Regions from separate parts of the Homo sapiens genome. Here region 1 is linked to region 2. Evidence: chromatin loops called from intact Hi-C (ENCODE). Cell type or tissue: heart left ventricle. All regions are shown on one strand. Each heading gives the region's core, and the rest is flanking DNA. Links, peaks and the distances in the headings are about the cores only.

Evidence for each region. A loop is a pair of places that touch in the nucleus more often than their neighbours do. Peaks named below come from ENCODE experiments on the same cell type or tissue, not always from the same donor. Only the 100,000 strongest peaks of a DNase experiment are listed, where the experiment ranks them.
Region 1: it touches region 2 in a loop (2.5-fold over the local background); 37 of 110 quality-filtered maps call a loop at or near these places.

The regions. Positions count from the first base shown.
Region 1 is chr10:124,680,621-124,689,138 of GRCh38, reverse strand. FAM53B (family with sequence similarity 53 member B) reads left to right here. Exons shown (of 5, transcript NM_014661.4): 4 at 6,760-7,532. Among named protein-coding and RNA genes, the nearest start is that of FAM53B-AS1, 19 kb to the left of the region's middle. RefSeq lists enhancers at 157-236, 864-1,365, 1,939-2,018, 2,863-3,834 and a silencer at 5,573-5,682. In heart left ventricle, for the core only: a CTCF peak has its summit at 3,727 (motif pointing right); DNase peaks (open chromatin) are centred at 1,878 and 3,648; H3K27ac peaks cover 3,264 bases.
Region 2 is chr10:124,732,841-124,741,358 of GRCh38, reverse strand. All of the region lies in intron 1 of FAM53B (family with sequence similarity 53 member B), which reads left to right. Among named protein-coding and RNA genes, the nearest start is that of FAM53B, 7.3 kb to the left of the region's middle. RefSeq lists enhancers at 1-99, 7,807-7,886, 7,952-8,494. In heart left ventricle, for the core only: a CTCF peak has its summit at 4,725; DNase peaks (open chromatin) are centred at 488, 4,748 and 7,975; H3K4me3 peaks cover 2,390 bases; H3K27ac peaks cover 7,227 bases.

The DNA.
Region 1 (8,518 bases), core at 216-8,215, 52 kb after region 2:
GCCAAGTTAGCACAACCCAACCTACAGGGCAGGGGAGAGATACTCATTGTCAGCACAAGTAGATAGGTGTGAAATGTAAGAATGAGTCAGCTGGTTGTGATCTGACAGCAGGCTTGCTAATCGGGGCATTTCGTATCTTGGTCTGTACTTGAGGTGCTTAACCTTTTCTGGAAACCACATTCTGTACTTATGTGACCATAAGGCACCATCGAAAACATAGCACAGAGCTCTCTAGGGCTATAAAGCTCCTCTATCTTTTGAAAATATGAAGGTTTATAGTCCCCCAAGAATCTGGAGCCCTGGGAATTTTCCTTCAAATTTAAGGGTAGGAATGGAAATAAGAACATTTGAGGTCAAATGCCATTCGTATTCCTCTGAGTGTTTTTCTTGCTTCAAGCTCTAGGATCTGTGCACACAGCAGTCTTCTGCCCTTCTTAGTCAAACGGTGGCAGGACCAGAGCCTTGTGAGTGCGAATTTGGGAATTTGAGTCCTTGTCTCTGCATATGTAGGCAACTCATTCTCCTGTTCTTTGTGGCATAGTCAAAAGTCAGAAACTGCAAGCTCAGTCATCAAACCTCAGCTTTGGAAGAGACCTTGCTTACCTAGTCTGTCCAAGACTGTGAGAGAACTGGGCCCAGGGATGCTTGTGTGTTCACCCTCCCATCTGCAGGCAAAGGCTCTTGTGTGTTTACGCTACACACAAATGCACACGCTCTCGTGTGTATCATTTCAGACTTGTGAAGATAATGCTCAGTGGGGACGTGGAGAAGCTTTACATGCCCTAAAGGCTAAAGCAACAGGCGCAGCATAGAACTGAATGGGCTGGTGCCATGCTCTCAGGCTGTGGGCCATCGCGCTCTGCTCAGGTCTGCCAGGGGCTTGGTGTCAGGCTGCAGATGGATGGGGGGCCCTTCTGCGTATCTTTAGGACACAGCTGATGGGCCCTTGCGTGTTCTCAGGGAGAAAGTGGGAGGCTTCACACTCATCTTGTTCATAGGAGTGAGTTAGCTTCTAAGGCCTTTGCTAGTGGCTGTCCATCAAGAGCATGTTGTGTAGCTTGAGAAGGAAGCCCTGAGGGTCCCCATCCTGTCCTGTGAAACCTCTGATGGGTGAAGTGATCCTTCTCCATACTTCTTCCTGGAATTAGCCCAAACCAAAACATAAACACCAACTTTCAGTGTTGTTATGAATTCAAATTTGTAGAGACCAGAATTGTCAACCCTCCTGAAGCTTCTGGGCAGTGGTGCTGGATGGTCTGGATGGGCCGCCATTCGGACAGATGTTTGAGAACTCAGTTCTCCATGTCATCTGCTTTCCAGAACAGCATTTCTCAACATTTTTGCATTGAAATAACCTGGGGAGCTTATTAAGATGCAAATGCCTACCCAGAGAGACTCTGATTTACCAAGTCAGAGACGGGGTCTAGAAACCTGCATTTTAACAAACACCCCCAAAGGATGCTCCTGTAGGTGGCCCAGAAGTCACACTTTGAGAAATCCTAGTCAGAGAAGCCAGGTTTCCATTCCAGCCGGATTCCACAGAGGCTGGCACCCTGTTGCAGCTCTGGCTGAGTCAAGCCTCAGCTAGGAGAGCGTTTTCCAGTACCGTTAATTATCCTTATGATGACTGCTGTTTTTGAGAGCCTACTCTATGCCCTGTATGAGATGCCTATTTAATTCTCATAATAGCTACGAGGAACTGAGTAACTTACAGAGCTGAGGTTTGAACCCAGGTCCTTGCCCTTTCCACTACACCAAGTGACTGTTGCTCAGTAGACTCCTACATCCATGACAATTGTGACTTGAAAGAGTTATAGTTGTTTGTGCAGAAGTGATATTGAATGGAGGGGGCGGGGGCACCCTGTATCCTCTTCTCGGAGGCCTACCGAGGCCCTTTGTATGGTGTGACGTCAGGGCCTAGCGCTTGGGGCAGTTTGCCATGAAAAATTAGCTTCTATTCCTGTTTCTTTTGTCTGGTGATCTGACCCAACAAATCGCTTTCTGTTCCCTGAGCGAATGGGGAAAACACAGGGCTAAACATAGCCTTGATTGTTTTTACTTTTCTCGTATTGTACTTCTCAAAGCGATAAAGATAGAAACAATTACAATATTATCTGCCTGCAGACTGAGCAAGTGGTCACCTGGCTGGTGTTGATACACAATAGCAGTGCTTTGCTTTTCCAAAGTATTTTAGACGTGACTCTGTCAACCCCATCTCCTTGCTGAGTCACACATGGCCACATGGCCCAGGTAGGGCAGACGGTTCAGGGCACAGTCCTGGTTGGACTTACCTGGCCAAGGAAGACTCACCTTTGCCAAGGACAAAAGACAGGTGAGTCCCAGAGAACACCGCATCCTCTTGTAGCTTTTATCTGCAGTTTGCAATCCACTACCTCATTCATGCACCACCAACTAAGGTCTGCTGTGTGCCCTGCTCTGTGCTAGGCACTGGGGAGCCACACTGGGGCTATGCTTGAGAGTCTGTGGCTTAGGAGGAGAAGTAGATGTGTACGCAGATCAGTAATTAAAGTTCAGGTACATACGTGCTGTACGATCACAGAGCTAGGAGAAAGGTGTATCTTCAGAGGAGCTTTGAGTTGGCTTTTTAAATGAGGAGACTCTTGGTGAAAGGAAGATAAAGGCAGGAAAAGAACGGTCCAGGCCTTTGCAAAGGTGTGGAATGTTCTTTGCAAAGGAGTGAAAGAGCTGATGTTTGGGGGAAGCTGCAACTTCTCTTCACAGTTAAAAACTGACTCTTCGAATCTTCCCTACGACAAAGAAATCTTATAGGCCTTAGAGGCTTACTCTGTAACACAGAAGGAGTAGGTCCTGTAGGAATTCATCACCCAGCTCTGATGCCCCTGGGTTTTGGTAGTTACCTCAAGGCCCAGCAAGCTGGACTTCCAGCCTTTCTGCATATAGATCTTATCTGTGCTTGTTCCTGCAGTCTAGTTATTAAACTTTAGTTTTATAAAGAATCGCTGGTGCATAAGAATTACCCTTTTGGGTTGTCTACACAAAGCTGGGGGGAGGAGTTGTACTTTGTGGGCTGGTTCAGGAATTCTTCAAGGATGGTTTTGACTCTATATGATTCTTTTCTGACCTCCACTGTCGTAGGAGGTTTGATACCTGGAGTGTAGGGTTTGTTGTGGGGAATGATGTGGAGATGGGCCCGGGTGCCAGTCTGAAATGCTTGTCTTCTTTCCCGGAAACAGTGGCTGACAGCTGAAGCGAATGGGCCACAATAGGTGGGGGCTTCAGAAAGTTCTCTAGAGGCAGTGAGGAGGTAGGCCTGGAGTAGGGAGGCCCTGAGGGGTCCCTTCAAGAAGCACCAAGATCGCAGGCTGGCCATGGGAAAGGAAGGCAGATGGGAGGGATGGTGTGTTCCTATTTAGCTGGCTCCCGATTCCCCTTTTGGAAGTGATTTCCCTAGAGATGGGGAAGATTCCAGGCCAGTGGTGCAAAAATGGAACAGAAAATGGTATCCTCTGAGAGTGGGATCAACTCCTTTTCATGTCACGGGTTTCCCCGAGGCCTGGCGGAGACGCAGTCTGTAGTATGTCTCAGGCTCCGTGAGCACCGGCCACCCTCGCTGCTCTGTGCCAAGCCCATTGGTTTCTTCCTCAGCCGGCCACATTCCTGGCCCATCTGGTGCCTCAGTGCCTTGTCTCAAAAGAGAAGTTAGTGGCCAGCATTTTGTATGGCAACTTCCTGAAAACCCAGAGGAGCCAACCCAGCAGAGGGCGGGCTGTGGGCCCCCGCTCCGACCCTGGCTCACTTCCTGAGTTAAGCAAGGGCACAGCACCTGTGGGCTTGGCAGTCACATCCCCCACATATTCGATAATACATTTTTTCTCATAGGACATTTGGAGACTATAGAAGAACAAAAGAGAAAAAATAAATTAACCAACCAGCTGTCTGCCAATCCACTATTAACATTTCGGTTTATTTCTTTCTTACCTTTACATACAACAGACATATTTTGCTAAATAGGAATCACACCCTCTATACAGTTTTATATCCTGTTTCTTCATGCTCAGCTTTATATTGTTAGCATTTCCCCACATCATTTAATATTCTTTGAAACTCTGCTTCTTCATGCTCCATGTTATTCCTTGATAATTTATTTAACCGGCCCCTACTGTAAGACGTTTTAACTATGTTTACCATTTTGCTGTCACTCATCATTTTGATGAACATCATCATACATAAATCTTCACTTTTTTCTTAGGATAACTTTCTGTTTTCTTTTAAATCAGATAACTGGGATAGTTGTGACTGTGTCAACAAGAGTTTCTATTTCCTTTAATTTTACTTTATAGCTGGTCACGGTGGCTCATGCCTGTAATCCCAGCACTTTGGGAGGCCAAGGTGGGTGGATCACTTGAGGCCAGGAGTTTGAGACCAGCCTGGCCAACATGGTGAAACCCCATGTCTACAAAAAATACAAAAATTAGCTGGGCGTGTGGTACATGCCTGTAATCCCAGCTACTTAGGAGGCTGAGGCACCAGAATAGCTTGAATCTGGGAGGTGGAGGTTGCAGTGAGCTGAGATTATGCCACTGTACTCCAGCCTGGGCCACAGAGGCAGGTCCTGTCTCAAAAAAAAATTTTTTTTTACTGTATATTAGTTTATTGGACTTTCAACTGCTGACCAGTGTCAAGTTGAAACTGATTTAATAGAATGGTGAATACCCAAAGGGAATGGTTTCCTTGGTGGTGAAGCATGTTTGAACAACCTAAAGCAACTTGCAGGAAGAGGTACTTTGGATGATTTTTGGACGTAATTGATCCAATCCAGTTGGAGGAGCAGATATTGAGACCTGCTGTGTTCAGGCCCTGGGAAATTTCAGAGATGAGATGAACGATGTATGATGAAGAAATTGGATGTTTAGCGACAGTCTTGCTTTGTTGCAGCTGGCTTGCCTGGGCTTTTGGAAGGTTTCTCTCCTGCATCTTCAGCTTCTGAGGCCCTCTATGAATACAGCCTCTGGACAGTTCTACCAGTGTCCCCTGTCAGGGTCCCCAGCCCCTCAGTTTGTATCTCATGACCTTGGCAGGATGCCCAAGAGGAAGGAGTACCACCGTTAGCTCTGCTGACCTTGGCAGGATGCCCAAGAGGAAGGAGAACCACCATTAGCTCTGCCTCGGCTTTTTCTCTGGGCTCCTGGCCCTCCCTTTGGTCTGCACAGGTCATTCCCGTTGAGTCAATCAAGTAGCTGCTGCTTGTGACGCTCAGCTGGGGTATGTCTCTTGGTGCCCTTTGAGGAGTGGCCACTGGTAGTGGAGATAGGTTTGTAGTCCTTGCTGCCTCGAGCACTCATGGGTTAAATCTCAGTTTTCTGCACCTGAGCCCATCTTGCCTGACCCATAAACTCCTTAGGGCCAGGGCCAGAGTCAGGCTCACCCACAGTCCACCTCAGCGCTGCAGTGTAGTGAAAAGGGCCTGCGCTCTGGGGCCTGACTAAGCTGGGTTTACATCCTGTCTGGTGTTAGCTGTGTGGCCTTGGGCTAGTTGCTTAGTGTCCCCCAAGCCTTGGTCTCCTGATCTGGTCCAGGATGGTACATGCACTCAGGGGGCTGTGTGGATTACACAGCCCAGCTGAATGCTCAGTGAGTGATCTGCATTGCTGAGAGACCCGGCGTGCATTTAAATACCTACCAAATATCATTTCAGGTTTCACTTCTATTCTTCTCTTGACTGACTCAAGCCATTCACATGTGCATGATTTATAAATATATATAGGCTCGAGAAAATAGTACTAACAGGTTGTTCCCTGATATCATGGCATATTTTGTAACTTTGCTTTTATACTGTAAACTTGAATACAAGAACTATGTCAAATTTATCTTTGCATCTCCTAAAATTCCCAGCACGGTGCCTGATTCCATAGTAGAAAAACAATAAATAGTTCTTGAATATTTCACAAAATAAAGGTTCGTGTGCAAATGTAGCATTTCATAGCAGGGTTGGTTATTTATTTGTGTATTCAAGTAAAGACCTGAATACATAAGTTTAAGTGGTTCCCTTAAGTCTGTGAAGCCCAAGACTTGTTCTTAGAGATTTTAATTGCTTTAAGTGAAAAATCGAGTGAACACAGAGAAAGTGCTGTGATTGGCAGCCATTGGTGACGCTGATGTTGAGCATTTTGACGGAGGTGACCTAAATCAGTACAAGTTCCAGCTTCTATTATCAGCAAAGGCTTTCAAGGTGGAATTGGGGTGAACTAACCTGGCAGTGCCCCAGCCATCTTTTGGCCTTGGCCATCCGAGCTGTTGAGACATCTTTGGTTGTGGTCTTCTGCCAGGGCATCGAGTCCCAGTCCTGAGAGCTGCAGAGAACCTGGTGGCACTTAACAGATGTCTTGTCCCGACTCTCTCATCAGCCAGGGGCAGGGTTCAGGGCAAGTCGATTTCCCACCCATAAGATGAGAAACATTTTGGATGAAAAATATTGCTTTGGATTCTCCTGGGAGGCAGTGTGGTACACTGGAAAGAAAACCATATCAGGAGTCCCAGGGGTATATCTGGATTCTAGGCCCTGCTCTGCTTCCAACTTCCAACTCAAAGCCTTGGGATTCACTTCTCCTCTCTCAGCCTCAATTTCTCATCTGTAAAATGAGGTTGGACTGGATGGTTTCTAAGGGCCTTTTGGCTCTAAGATACTGTGTTTGAAACGGGCTGTTGGTGTGGAGATAATAAAGGGCTGGAGTGAAGGTCTTCTCAAATCCTGTTTTCTCCTTGTCATTTATGAACCAGAAAATGACAGATGGCGAGACCTGGACAGGAAATGCCCTCTTCAGATTGACCAACCGAGCACCAGCATCTGGGAATGCCTGCCTGAAAAGGACAGCTCACTATGGCACCGGGAGGCAGTGACCGCCTGCGCTGTGACCAGTCTGATCAAAGACCTCAGCATCAGCGACCACAACGGGAACCCCTCAGCACCCCCTAGCAAGCGCCAGTGCCGCTCACTGTCCTTCTCCGATGAGATGTCCAGTTGCCGGACATCATGGAGGCCCTTGGGCTCCAAAGTCTGGACTCCCGTGGAAAAGAGACGCTGCTACAGCGGGGGCAGCGTCCAGCGCTATTCCAACGGCTTCAGCACCATGCAGAGGAGTTCCAGCTTCAGCCTCCCTTCCCGGGCCAACGTGCTCTCCTCACCCTGCGACCAGGCAGGACTCCACCACCGATTTGGAGGGCAGCCCTGCCAAGGGGTGCCAGGCTCAGCCCCGTGTGGACAGGCAGGTGACACCTGGAGCCCTGACCTGCACCCCGTGGGAGGAGGCCGGCTGGACCTGCAGCGGTCCCTCTCTTGCTCACATGAGCAGTTTTCCTTTGTGGAATACTGTCCTCCCTCAGCCAACAGCACACCTGCCTCAACACCAGAGCTGGCGAGACGCTCCAGCGGCCTTTCCCGCAGCCGCTCCCAGCCGTGTGTCCTTAACGACAAGAAGGTCGGTGTTAAAAGGCGGCGCCCTGAAGAAGTGCAAGAGCAGAGGCCTTCTCTAGACCTTGCCAAGATGGCACAGGTAAGAGCCCCAGCAGCCTGGAGTCACCTTGGTGCTCACTGGAGCCTCTGCTGGTTCTGGGCCGTCCTAGACAAGCATAGATTGCCAGTTTCAGAAATACCCAGGAGTGGGTTAATTTCCTTGTTTTTTTAAATCCTATTCAAAGAAAGATTATTTCCAGTTGGTTTTTAAAAAGCGTTTATTTCTATTTACAAGCAAATATTCCCTTTCACTGTGAGCTCAGTGCTAGGGGTACAAGGGCAGGTGGATGGTGAGAGGCGGGGTGTTGGTGGGCAGACTCACTGGACCAAACACTGGTAATCCCCTCCGGCCCTTCACTGGAGCCGTCTCTCCCAGGAAGCCACCCCTGCAGCTGCTGCAAGAGATATACACACACACTGGGGTTCAGTGTCCCTTGGATTATGCTGATCCTGAGATCAGGGTTGTGGGTAATGGTTTCCAAGAGCTAGCGATTGGGGGGACTTATTCCTTTGATTATACTGTTGAAACATGAGGCCATCAGGATGTTGTGATCAATATCCTCTGAGCTGCCTCTGCAATCATCCTTGCCCTTCACTGTAGAAGAAGTATCTGGCCACACGCCCCTGTCACTTGGACTTTATCCTCTTTGTCTTGGAGCTCTGCCTTGTGCTAACACTGATCTTGGATATTGATTTGAATGAGATGAACTTGGAGTTAATACTCTGTCATCAGGAGCGTCTCTGAGCCCGAGAGTTGGCTGCATCTGGTTCTGGCTGGGGATGAGGAAGTGGTGCTGGCCCTTGTGACCTCTGACTCAAGGATGGGCGGATGTGATGGGACACAACACTGTTGGTTCTGTGTTCATCCAGGAGGCCATCGGTTGCTTAATGCCACGGTCTGACCATCATCTTTTCTGGACTTATTTATATAAACATTGGTCTCGCTGGGTTTCAAGGGGTAAAGATCTTCTTGTTGACGAAGATGGTTTCAGAGGGGTTGGTTGGAGGGGATGGCCTTGGTCACTC
Region 2 (8,518 bases), core at 360-8,359:
TATTTGGGCAGCGTGACTTTCTGCAGTTAAATTGCGCATTGTATGGAAAACTCTTCTGTTCTTGTCCTTAAATAAAAAGACTGAAATAAGCAAATACTCAGATCGGCACAACCCCCATCATTACCACCACCACGCACACCTCTCTGATGTGTAATAAAAGAAACCTGCAGGCATAATTTGTTATGTAATATGCTGATAATACAAGTTTCGGTTTTCGATGGAAACCAGATGTGGAGGGACTCTCTTTAATTGATCCAGCAAGGGGAAGACTAATAGATGAACTAGTCCTTGCAAACCCCAGTGGTGTTTTGATTTAACTTTAGGGGAGAATCCCGAGCTCAGGGCTTTGGAGAGGTTTTTACCCTCAGCTTCTGCTTTGCTGCAGCTGTCCTTTTTGTCAGACTCTTCCTCTTTTGAAAGAACCGGTTCGTTGCCAACACAAAGCACATGGCCGGAGCTGGCGGGGCTCAGCGAAGCTTAGCTCTGCTGGACTCTCCTCCTCCTTGCCTCGTCCGGCTGCTACCCTCCCCTCCACGCCACAAAACAGGGTCTGGCCAGGGGACTTGGGTGCTGGGAGGAGTGTTGATTGTTCTCCCTCAACTCCTTTCTGAAATGTCAGTCTGATCATCCAGGGAGAGTTTCTGTTTAAACTTGTCCAACGGATACACTTTCCAAAAATCATTGACTCTCTTTCTCTGATTAATTTGTTTGTTTCCTGCCTAAGTTTGAGGGTTTTTTCTGGATGGCTGAGTCACCTTTATTATGGCTCAAGGTTGGGGACGGCACTGTAATAGCTGACCCCATTAACAGCAGTTTCATTGCCTGCCTGGATGTGAACTTTGGAAACAAACCCAGAGGCTTAGATATGCTGATGTACCCTGAGACTTGCTTAGAAAATTTTTGTTGTAGCGCAGTTTACATTAACATGATTAATGACTGCGCCACTGAAAAGTCCATATTCAAAAGCAATTTACCGTTCCCTAGGGTTCTTCTTACAGTGAAGTATTTTTCTTTGCCAAACAACTTTGTTTTAAGGTAACTTCTTTGATGCTTAATCCAAACCTCCTGTGCACAGCGTTTTGGGGCAAGATTTGGGCTTCGTGTATTGCGGGTTGTGGTTTTGGTGGTGCCTGTCTTAACCTCACCGAACTTAGGTCAGGGAGAACTCGGATTCTTATCTAAGAAAGTTCTCTGAGATCCTGAGCAACAGAGTGCTGTGCTGGCTAGGATGGGAGGAAATCTTCCAGAGGAAACTTGGCTTCTGGGTGTCTTGGAGTGATGCGAGGAGGCTGGAGCTGAAGATTTTATTTTCTTTCCCCTCACAGTGATTGGAGATACTTGAGCTTTTCTGAAAAATAGAGACGTCCTTGGGTTTTTCTTGTCGTTTTTTTTGTTTGTTTGTTTTTTTGTTAAATGTGGGTTGATTGAGAGGGGGAAATGCTGATGGGTGGATCTGAAAGCAGCCTTAGGAACCCGAGAAAATAAAAACACGTTTGAAGGACTCTGGAAGATTTTGCATTTCAAAGGGTCTACCTTGTAGAATTTCACATCACGTCAGGGGTTACAGAGGAGTGTGACAGGCACCCCCGCTTTAATGGTTCTCCGTCTCTCCTGCTGTGGGGGCTGCACGGGGAAGCTGGCTTTTGCATGGGGGATGGGGGACAGCTTGGCCAGACCACGCTGGACTATCATGGAGACCACATTGCCTCTTGGGCATCTGTAAGTCTCGGGAAGGACTTTTTTCACGGTGCCAGTCTCAGGAGGGTGAAAGCAAATCATGTTCGTAAACAGCCCATTTGACCTCAGAACGCAGTGGCAGGCTAACTCCTGACTTCTCCACTCACTCTTTTTGTTCTCTTGTTAAACAAAGAAACAGATTCTTCCCCTGCGCTAGTATAATATGATTCCCAAGGATTTAGCTGAAATGGGTGCAGATTGTTCAAAGAATAATGGCAGCACCCACTGGTTGTTGAAGGCCCACCCTGGGCCCTGGGCTTTGTATACACTCTCTAATTCTCAAAGCAAACCTGCAGTTACAGCTGAGGCTCAGAGAGGCCAAGTAACTGGCCCAAGGCCACATAGCCGGAAGGCAGAAAGCCAGGAAGGAGCTCTATTCCTTCAGAGCCTGGTTGCTTTCCATATGCCCTGCTGTGTGTTCATATGATAGAGGCACTGGGTTCTGTTTTATCTCAAAGCAGAAATTTTGTTTAGTCTTGTTAACACCACAGAGAAACCTAGAACTTTTAACTGCCTTTTCCCCTCCTCTCCCCTCTGCTATGGCTGTGTGTTTTTTTGTTTTTTGTTTTTTTTTTTTTGTTTTTTGGAGTGATTGGAATCTGTATGTACTGTAGGACCAAAGGCAGTGAGTGCCATAGTTTGGGAGGCTGAGATGTTTTGCTTCAATCTCAGAAAAGGCAGATTCACAAGAAAACATTTCCAGTGACCTTCTGGGGGAAACAGGAAGTAAACCTGGCAGCCCACTGGAAACACCACCATTTATTCAGATTCCATTTTCCATTCAGAGAGATTCTTAAAAGTGTTTCCAACTTTTTTTTCTTTTTGCATTTGTAATTCAGATGTCTCAAAGTAAATTATGATGTGGTGGTTGCCACTCCAGGTCTGTACAATATCATATTTTGTTTACGTGCCTAAAGTAATCAAGTAACTGAACACAATTGTATATCCTCCAGTGTGACTGAACTTGGTACGCCCCAGCCAGGGCTGGGCAGCGGCCCTGCATTCTGTCTCAGACAGATGGTTCTTTGCAGGTTGCTTCTCGGGGGGGTGTGAGTGTGCGTGTGTTTTGAAGGAAGAATAAGGAGACCCATCTCTAGCAAGGCCTGCCTGGCCAGGCATGCTGTCCTTTCTGCCCCTGAAGAGTTTGTAGGAGCGTGCTGGGGCCCCTGTGCTCTGAACTTCTAGAAGCTAGAGTAAAGTAATGGTTCTGAATATTGGCTGCACATTAGAGTCACCTGGGAAGGTTGGAAAAAAAAAAAAATCCAGATGCCCAGGCTGCATTCAGGCCCAATTACATCACAATCTTGGAGAGGGGGGCAGCAACCCAGCATTGGTATCTTTAAAGTTCCTGAGTCGATTCTCTTGTGCATCCAAGACTGAGGAGTGAGGGCTGTAATAGACCCCATGCATACCTACGGGTCGGTTCCTTAGTTTCCCTATTCCTTAGCAGGAGATTGGGGGCTTTCGTATTCGGGAGCGGAGCAAACCTATTGGCATTTGCTGCTGCTGCTGCTGCTGCTCTGTCTTGGTGAAGTGGCATCTGAAGGGCACCCATCCCTAGGGGAAGTGTCTGCTGTGGGCATCATCGAGGTCATTTCTGTTTCTGCTGGGCCAAGATTCAGCACAGTCCCTTTGAACCACCTTCTTTCCAGATTGAAGGGGGCAGATTTTACTCAGGCTGTGGTTTCAGGGCAGTTCTCATGCAGGCCCTGCCTCCCCACAGTCCTAGTGGTCTTGTTCTTTCTGGGGATTTGGCATACCGTGTGCCCCTGGGGCTCAGGGGAGGAAAGATGCAGTTAGGTTCCAGGGCATATCCTGGCAACTCCCAGTGAGTGGTGAGTCTTTTTCACCCAGGTTTGCAGTGAATGTCACTCTGTCAGCTCAGAGCCTGTCTTCCTGTGAACATACTCAGGATTACATTTCATAGAATTGTGTTTAGAATGGCCAGGGGGCTTGGAGAGTGAGAGCTTCTTGGGCCTGCTGATGTAACCTTCTGGAAGAGAAGTCCGATCCTTAAGAGGTGAGGTGACTCTCCCAGGGTCCCGTAGCCAGTTGTCAAAGGTGCAGACTCTGTCTCCTGAGTCCCTGCCCTACTGCTGTGTTCTCATGACGTGGAACCTTAATTCCTGCTTGCAAGACAGCCTGCTTTAGCGTAGACCAGCAGGTGAACTTGATCATTGCTCACAGAGTTCATTAGCCAAGTGAAACATGCTACCCATCCCCCGTCCCCACCCCCCAGTCCCAATGGAAGGTGCTGAAACCTTGTAAAGGTGAGCTTGCTGAAAAAGGTTTTGGCCTCTTTGCCAAAAGTGTGTCAGTCTGCCCGGCTGTGTTGTGGTGGTGGTGAGTAGTGAATAAGGGCTCTTCCCCCTGTGGGGAGTTGGGTTTGGGCCGAGTGAAGGGAGAAGAGGAGAATTGCTATTTTTCTCAGGGCTGCAATTTCCACATTCATTTAGCAGACATTGATTGGACATCTGCTGGGTGTCCAGTGTGGAGCCGGGCACTTTGCTTCATTAGTTCATTTAATCCTCAGCACAACCTGTGGCTCAGGGACTAGCCCGATTTCATTGCTGAAGACATGCTGCCTGCAGAAATCACTCACCCCAGGTTGGGATTTGAACTTGGCCCAGCTGACCTCAGCCCTGTATTCTTTCTACCACACCCTGCTGCTTTTCCATCCAGTGCTCACCAGGGGAGGAGAGTTCCTGCTGTAAGACACGTGCATTGCCCAGTGGGCGTTCCCTGGCAACTCCTGCCTGGGTGCCATGCTGCAGCTTCTAGGAGGGGGCGTGGGTGGGCCCTCGAGCTCCTGGATAGCTGGGTTTGTACAGGTCCTGTCTGGGGCCGCTGTGTGTCCTGGCAGCTGGACTGTGCCTTGTGCAGGAGAGGCGGCTTATGCAGGTTCCAGTTGCTGCTGCCTGCCCCCACCCCGTGGAGGCCACCCTCCCTCCCAGGCTGCCCTCTGGCTGAAGCCTGAAGCACCCTGACAGACAAAGCCCAGCTGGGAGAGGCCTCGGCCCTGCCTGGAATTCCCCTTGCTCTGGCATTGGCCTTGGCCATGGGCCTGGGAGCAGAGGGAGGTTCTGTCCGCTGGCTGGGAGCAGCTTCTCTGCATGTTTGGAAGTGGAAAGACTAAGTTCTCTGCAGCTGGGTGTCTCCATGATCTGGGTGAGGAGAAGGAGCCTGGCTCCTGAGCCCGGGGGAAAAGAGGTCTGTGGTTTTGAGTCTCCAGAAGGAGTGCAGGATGCGGGGAAGCCCCTCTGTGGCATGATCCTGGGGACCGGGCCGTAGGAACCGCTCTCCCCTGTAATCCCTTTGGCAGTCAAACGATTCAGTTTCCTGGCTGGAAGGTAGTGGGCACAGACTGCCTACTTGCTGGACCTAATTTGCCCTGTAACCCTCACTGGGCCTCTGATTTCTCACCTTGCTGGTCCTGCCACCCAGCGTTTTTAGGAAGATCAGTTTAGAGCTTGTTTGAGAAGCCCCTTGCAATGGGCGTAGTGCCTTGCAGAGCAGTGCCAGGTAGGAGATGAGTGTGACTGGGCAGGCAGGGGTTCTGCTGCAAAGCCCATGGTCGGCTGCATGCCACCTAGGTGCTTCTTGTGGCTGCAGGAAGAATGGGACTGTTTGGCGTCACAGAGGAACTTTGGGCAGAGTCTAGGTGAAACCCAATTCTGTATCATCGAGGGCAAAAGTAGCATTCAGCTTTGGAATCAGAAGCCTGGGTTCAAATCCTAGGTCTGCCCTTTGCCCGCCATGCCATGTGCCTTTGAGCAGGCGACTGTCTCTCTGGCCCCCATTCCTTCTTCTGGAGTATGGCAGTGCTGACAGCACCCCCAGCCAGCCCATAGGTTCGGGGCCCTGAGTGAGACCACACCTGAGGACACTTAGAGCCCACCAGACATTAGTGAGTATCTCACGCAGCCTGTGGCAAGCGCGTGCTGTTGCGAGGACTGAAGGGAGGCTGGAAGGACATGAGTCAGGCAGGTTGCCCTGAGGAGGTCAGTCAGTGATGACAAGATACAGGACAGAGCAGAGGGGACTTCAACTGGAGTTGGGCTTGGCTGGACGGGTCAGGCTGGGGCGGATAGAGCCTTTTCTCCTCCAGCATCTTCCTCTCTCAGATAGCGTAGGGTTTTTTTCGGGAGGAAAAGTTGAAAGTATGCATTACAGTTTAGTTTGCAGTGTGTCTGTTACCAAGAGTTGAGACTGGTGAAATCTAAGTTTTCTCTCTAGGAAACGAAATCTTTTTTTACCAAAAGTGATTTACTTTTGCTCCTAAGCATAGAACGTTAAATGCATGTATGGGTCATGATGTGGCCTCACCGTCTTGGCTCTGCTGCCACCGACACTTCTGTGAATGAATTCTTTGGAAACCAAGGAATTAATGGCTGCATACCTACCTAGACTGAGAGTGAGGGGCCCACTTACCACCTTCTGGATTCTCTTTAGGTGCTTTGCAGTGGGCATCTTTGTTTTTTGTTCTTCCTCTCACGTTGGGGGAGCTGCCTTGGACACCTGGAGTCAGCGTCTTCCGGGTGCGGGTTATGTGGTTGCAGCTGGAGCGCCTGCCCCCAGCTCGGCCTGCGGTGTGATTCCGGCTGCTTCTAGATCCCTTTGCCACCTGAACCTGACCTCAGTCTGCAGGAGCAAGAGCTCATCTAAGCTTGCTGAAGCTTTGAAAGGAGCCCTTGGCTTGGAGGACAGAGGGAAGGGTCCAGGCTGTGCCGCTTGGCTTCTGTTGGTGCAGGCCTCTGACTCCTGACACGCCTATTCCCTGGGTCTGGTGAGCATCGCGCCTCATGAGTCTGGGGCTGGCTGGCATCCTGTGGGGTGAACAGGATGGACAGTCTTGACTCATGAGATTTCCTGCTGCACTTTGGGTAGCTTTGAGGGACACCCCTTTGTATGGAGTGTGAAGACTCATGCTGTTCACTAGGTTCTGGGAGGGGGCCCTGACTCCAGACTGTGACAGCCCCTCCCCTCTGGTGCTGGCCCTAGAGCGTCCTTTCCAGAGGACCCACCAAGGTGGCTGGGCATGGGTGGCCTTGAAGCAGACCTGCTAGGACAATGAGATCCTGAAGCTTTGTGAGCGAGGGCTGCATAAGGGAGGTCTCTGAGGTGTCTCGGCTGCCTCTGGTCTCATGGATGTGACAGAACTCATCTGCCAGGTGGAGCGTGTCATCCTCACCCACTGTGTCCTCCTTGGGTGTGTCACTGTTCCTGTGATGAGCACAAAACATACCTGCCATGGTGGTGGCCCCCAGGCTCAGTGCAGTTCAATCAATGTGGAGTAACAGCTACTATGTGTGTCAGACAAGTCGTCAGGCCCTGAGGAATTCAGAGATGGATCTACCGAATGTCTGATTTTAGGGAGCTCATAGCTCGTATTATGGACAGTCAGACTGCAGGTTTTTATTGAGGTTCTACTATGTGCTAGACACAGTGTAATAAATGAATGAAAGTGTGTTTACACAAGGTACTGGTGAGTTACACCGTCCTCTGGAAGTCATAGAAAGTCTCTCTAACTGAGCTGAAGAGAGGAGGGCAGGGAAGGCTTCCTGGAGGGGGTGACAGCTGACCTGAGTCTTGAAGAATGAGCAGGAGTTTAGACAGATGAAGAACGGGGAGGAGGAGACATTCGAGACCAGGAGAGCAGGTGTCCCCAGTCACAGCACCATGGGACTGTGTCAGGGAATCTGGGAGACCTGGAGCCTGAGTGAGACGAGTGTAGATTTCAGAGGGGAGCGGAGCTGATCTAGGTCAGGATGGCAGTAAAGGGAAGGGCGAAGGGCTGGGAGAAAGCCCACCTTCGGGGTGACACTGCCCAGGGGCCCAGCCTTTTGACCTTGGAGTGACCTTCCTGGAGAAGCATGAGACTAGCCTCTGAGAATTTTCATCAAGTGCCGCCTTGGCCAGAGTGATGTGGTCTTTGTTTATTTTTAGACAAAACTCTCGCATTTAGCAGGCGCCCTTGGGATTCCCAAGAGCTTCCAGAACTTCTTGTCTGTGCTGCGCTGGAACTAAAGAAGTCAAAGTTCTGGCGTTGTGTGAGTTGAAACAGTCTGATTCAGTGTAAAACTACCTTTTTTTTTTCTTTAAAGGGAAAAACAGGCACCTAACCGTGTTGGTGCGATGGAAGAGGGAGCTTCGGTGCCCCCTGGGCTCTGTCATAGCCTGTTCTCACTAGTGTTCTCAAAGGCAGGGGGAAGCTGCTGACACAGACACTCGAGAATGGCGGGCCTGAGTCACCTGACTCTTGGCGGCCAGTGCGCCTGAGGCCTCCACCGCCCTCAGATGCCAGCCCAGATTCCAGGCCCCGTTGACTGTGTGGCATGTGACCTGGGCCCAGAAGAGGAGAATTAAGAAAAATACTGAACCTGTGCAGAGGTGGAGGCGGAACTGCAGTTAGCAGCCCATCTTAGCTTTGGGGGGTGTGTTTTCCAAGGCTGGTAGGGTTTTGCTCATCTGCATTTACTCCTAAGGGAAGAAGAAAGTGAGTAAGTTAGCCACAGATGGTTTTGATTTTAACAGTAAACCTCTCTGTTCATCTCATTCCCGGGGAGGTTAGCACATGCCTTCACCTGTTAGAAAAGAAAGTAAAAGAGGATCTGGCCTGGCTGCGTCCGCATAGGCCAAAAGTTGAGCAGCAAACTGGAGTGAAAGAGCGTTATGACCAGAAGTAGGAGCAGAGAGGAGATCAGACACCTTGGGCTCAGGAGAGTACGTGATAGTCCACAGGTAAATGAGTTCTAACTTGCTTTGGGGAAAAAAAGATTTT